Linked DNA regions of Homo sapiens: region 2 is linked to region 1. A link is a loop called in an ENCODE intact Hi-C map of the cell type or tissue named here. Cell type or tissue: K562. All regions are shown on one strand.

The links. Hi-C counts contacts between places; a loop is a spot of excess contacts. Peaks named below come from ENCODE experiments on the same cell type or tissue, not always from the same donor. Only the 100,000 strongest peaks of a DNase experiment are listed, where the experiment ranks them.
Region 2: a loop joins it to region 1, with 2.1 times the contacts of the local background. A loop is called at or near these places in 14 of 110 quality-filtered maps.

The regions. Positions count from the first base shown.
Region 1 is chr7:135,413,811-135,416,310 of GRCh38, reverse strand. CNOT4 (CCR4-NOT transcription complex subunit 4) reads left to right here. Exons shown (of 12, transcript NM_001190850.2): 4 at 1,049-1,135; 5 at 1,879-1,980. Among named protein-coding and RNA genes, the nearest start is that of CNOT4, 95 kb to the left of the region's middle. In K562, a CTCF peak has its summit at 1,273 (motif pointing left); a DNase peak (open chromatin) is centred at 1,270.
Region 2 is chr7:135,490,077-135,492,576 of GRCh38, reverse strand. The region is part of intron 1 of CNOT4 (CCR4-NOT transcription complex subunit 4); the gene reads left to right. Among named protein-coding and RNA genes, the nearest start is that of CNOT4, 19 kb to the left of the region's middle. In K562, no CTCF peak of the experiment used is centred here; DNase peaks (open chromatin) are centred at 1,516 and 1,926.

The DNA of each region.
Region 1 (2,500 bases):
GATACACCCGCCGTAGATTTATTCATGAAGCTTTGATTCTATCAAATGCAGAACATAATAGCTAAATTATAAGTCTGTAAGAATATTATCAAATATGAATGGGAAGAAATACTTTACACACACTTGAATAGTTACATGCAGAAAGCTTTCATTTGCAGAGAGCTTGCTATTTGGAGAGATTGTAGGAACAGTAGGTCTAAAGATACATTCTAGGAAAACAGAATTTTGAGGTAGTTGCAAATTATGTGAGATGTCTTTTTATCAAGTTACATACCGGTCAAATTAGCCAAGGTTAAGTTTGTAAGAGAAGCTGAAAGAATGCATATAGTGTTCACAAAGTAAAGGAGATGAGGTACGTAGGTACCACCAAGAAGTAACCAGGTAATAAAGAAAGAAACGTGTAAATTTGTTTCCGAAATGTTACGTACCAGGAAAAGTAGGGGAAAAAGCCTCATGAGACAGATGAGAAATGGTAAAACTGATTGACATAGGAAACTGTATGCACAATGATAAATCATAAAGCATAGAGGGTTGAGTGGGCACTCTGTTACTTGAAATTTGTGATTTATAAACAGTGTTATATGCAATAGATTTATGAGTAAAGACTGTCTTTATGTCTGTTCTTTCAATTCTGTCTTTACCTTTAATACATAATTTTGGTCATTGTTTTTGAAGAATTGCTTTCGTGTAAGGATCATCTCTTAATGGCAATGTAGTTAAGATCTTTGATCTGTTTTGTGTTTAAGAATACTGTACAGGTAAGATCCCATAGACTATTGGAGCAGTTATTAGAACATAGTAGATAATACCAAATTTAGTGAGTCTCAGTTTCTATTCAGTGGGTCAAGAAAAAAAATAGCTTTTAAACTCTTTTGATTTCCTATAGGTTAGCTACACAAACTGCAATTAGGAGGTAGTGACATTTATTAGAAAACTTTAAAAATTATCTTTTTCCTTTTGCTGAAGAGGGATGATGAATGTCTCCATTATAAGGATAAAGTTGTTTAAAATGGGGACAGTTTATACCTTATTTCTTCTTCTTTTATAGGTTTTAAAACGACCAGAATATTTTGGGAAGTTTGGTAAAATACATAAAGTTGTCATCAATAATAGCACATCATATGCAGGCTCACAGGTAACTAATTTTAGGGATTTTTGCTTTTCCTCCCTATGGTCTGGGCTTGACCTGGGCTGTTCCAAAGGAAACTTTGCTCTCTCTGATTAGAAAGCTTGAGGGACAAGGACTTAAGCAATGTAGTGACCTCTGTTGGTGGGGTGGGGGATTTTTTGCTGCTTATTTGACCCTTCTAGGACTTAACAATTAAGAGGGAAATAGTAAAACAAACATTTAGTGATGGAGTGAAAGGGAGGGGGAGGTGAGTCTGTTATCAGGCAATGTGATAAATAGATGAGGATTCGATAGTGATTTCTAATCTGTAATATTTTCAGATATTGAAAACTTAATAGTGTCTTTGTTATGCTGCTGTTATCAGATAGAATAGTTTTCCAGATTGCATTTATTTTTGAGAATGTAATTTGACATAGTCTTTAAGTCTTATTTTTTAATCTAAATTTTAATTTTTTTATAACCTTGACGAGCCTGTCAAATGACTGTCTAAAAAAATAAATCCCAAGCCAAAGTAATATTTTATTCACATATATTACAGTATTCTTAAAATCAGATAAAATTCATTGAGTATTATTACTTTCAAATGAGCTAGTTTAGTGTTTAATCAAAACTGCCACTACTACTACTAATTATTGTCATTAGTAATAGTAGTAGTCAGGGTCTTTAGAATTCCCTAGGTTGCAGTAGAATTTTTTTAGTATTGTTTAATTTTTAACTAATAACAGTGGAATGGGATGTTTTCACTTTAGGGTCCAAGTGCCAGTGCTTATGTAACCTATATCCGGTCAGAAGACGCTCTCAGAGCCATACAGTGTGTCAACAATGTGGTAGTAGATGGCAGAACACTTAAGGTAATATAGTCCTCTTGATTCTTTTTTTTTTTTTTAAGGAAGACGAGATAAAATATAGTAAGTAGAGGAGAACTGAGCATTTATATATTAAATTTGACAGTTAATTTGAAGAGTCTGTCTTAGGGTCCATACCATCTATTATAGCTAATTTGTTTACTGCTGGTTTCTGTAGGGTCCTCTTTTACCAGATAGGAATAAACACATTCATTATCGGGGATAATCTTTTAAAATATCGCATTTTTACATATATCTTATTTTGTGAAAATAGTACCATTATTTTCTTCAGAAATAGGTAGTCCTTAAATATATGGACATTGATTCCAGTTTCAGTGAAGAGTCCCACTAAGCAAAGCTTTACTGTTAGTGGAAGGAGGATGGCATAATTAGAAAAAGGAATTTGCCTTCTTATGTGTCTAACCACTCATAACATGGAACAGATTTTTTTGTCTATCTCCTCTCCTTATATCTAGGGAAGATTTGGGTGTCCAAGTTTTGGAAACCATAGACAGATGTTTCCTTT
Region 2 (2,500 bases), 76 kb before region 1:
TGCTGTCTTTTCAGCCCATTCTACCTGGTACCTCAACTCAACAGTTCCTCACCGTCATTAAAACTGTCAGTCCACTGATTCTATTGCCTTTTCACTGTACCTTGCCCCGTTGATTTCCTTTCTTCCTTCCTTACCTTGTATAATTCAATCGCCAGTCATATTGCATATGCCTTCAACTCACTTGCTCCTTTCTGCCCTTTTCATAATTAGTTGGCAAAAACCTCAATCTTAGGTAAATCAACTCTTTGAGTACTTCATATCTACATCTGTGCGGCTGAAAGTGACTGAAGAAAAATACAAATATGATAACTGCCCTCACTTTAAATTCATGGTAAGAAACCTCAGGTTTCTTGCCCTGAATATTGTCTGGCAATTGTACTCTATTTTCTTAGTCCATTCAGTCTCCCCTCTCATAGATGACTTAGTTTGTACCCTTGCTTTTCTCTTCAAACTTCCAACACTCTTCCTCATACTCACTCTCAGTTGATGGACCTGATTTCTACTTCATTGTGAGATGCAAGCAGTCAGAAGAACACTTACAGACTCCTGCCACCACATGTATGTATTGACTACATCTGTACTCAATAGACCTTGCTGCTGTCTTTGTGTTACTATAGATTTACTCTCTATGTTTCTATATAGTCCCAGGTCCTCTGATTAATGCATTAATGAACTGTGAAGTTCTTTTTATGCCAACCACTCTCCAAGGTTCTTTATATACAGTGTAGTATGTAACTCCTATAGATTTACTCTGGACATTGCCCTAGCCATTCTCCCTTCTCTCTGTATATCATCAATTTGTCTCTTCTGGATAATTCCTATCAATATACAAGCATACTGTTACTTTTTTCATCATAAAAATATCTTCCCTCAATTGCTCTTTCTTGCTCTCTTTCTGTAGAACCCCTTAAAGCATTGTCTAAATGCACTTGTCCTAATTTCTTTCTCATGTTCTCTCTTAAGCCTGTTCTAATCAGGCTTTGCCCCTACCACTGTGCTAAGATTGCTTTTGTTAATGTCTTCCAACAAATGACATTATTAAATCTAGTAGTCAGTTCTGTCATTATCTTGGGTGATGATCTACGTTTGACAAAGTTATTTTCTCCTTGTCTTTGATATACTTGTTTAACTTGCCTTTTAGGCTACTACATTTACTTGGTTTTCCTCAAAATTCATTGGCTGCTCCTCCTTAGTCTTCCTTAGTAGATTTTCCTTTTTGCCTACCTCTAAACATTGGAATATCCCAAGGCTCACTCCTTGGTTATCTTCTCTATCTATGCTCATTCCCTTAGCAATCTCTGTTAGTTTGGTGGCTTTGAATATTTTTCTCTCAAATGAATTTTTTCAGCCCAGATCTCTCTCCGTAACTCCTTATTTTTATATCCAGTTGCCTATGTTGAATGGCTCTTAAACATCTCACACTCAACATGTCCAAAATGGAATTCTTGCTTTTCCCTCCCAAACCTGCTCTCTCATACCTACTCTGTCCACATAGCCTTCCTCATCTCAGTTCTTGGCAGCTTTCCAGTTGCTCAGGCCAGAAACCTTGGAGTCATTCTTGACTCTTGCTGTCTTATCTTCTTATCCAACATTCATTCCTTCAGGAAGTTGTTGGCTGTAACTTTAAAACATATCCAGAATTCAACCAGTTTTCACTGTCTCCACAGCCACCATCATCTCTTGCTGGGTAATGGCAGCAGCCTTTTAACAGGTTTTCCTGCTTCTACCCTTGCCCTCTGTAGTCTGTTATTAACACAGCAGTCAAAAAGATCCTTTGAAAATTTAAGTCATATGGCAAGAGATTTTGTACTACATTTAAGAAGTTTCATGAGTTGATAAGATTAGAGATTGTTCTAGCCAATGATATTTTACTAAATCATGTCAGCCTTGAAGGCACATTTAAGGCAGGCTTTGAGTATGCTTGTTAGTGTGGGTGGGGAAGGAGTGGTCAGAGATGGTTCATAGCCTCCCTCTTTTCTCCTCACTAACACTTGTCTTTTCCACCATATGCACGAAAAGACATATTTGTTCCTGAGGAAATTAGAAAGGGAGGGCCTGAGTTGGTTGCTATTCCTGAAAGTTTCTTTGAATGGAATACTGGATCATCGTTTTTGAAGAGGTCTGTTGTTACTTCATTATTACCTCCTTTAGCAGCACCCTTGTTTTCCTCCAACCTCTGCCAAGATTAGTGTCCTGTGTCTACATTTGCCCCTTCTGTTTCTCATACTCCCAGATGGAAATATTATATTTCTTAGGACTTTTCGCTCTATTTGAATTAGTATTTTCTACTCGAAACCCTTCAGAAATCCTGAAATCCATTCTTATGCTTTCTGTGTGAGTTGGTTTTATGTTTGTTAATAATGTTTCAACAGAATGATAGTGGACATGATAGCAAAAGGGAAATTGATACTAATATGTAACGAAGAAATCGTATGTGAAATTGTGAAGAAAATGAACGATATTTTTATTGAGTACTTTGAAGGTACTTGTCATAAACTAA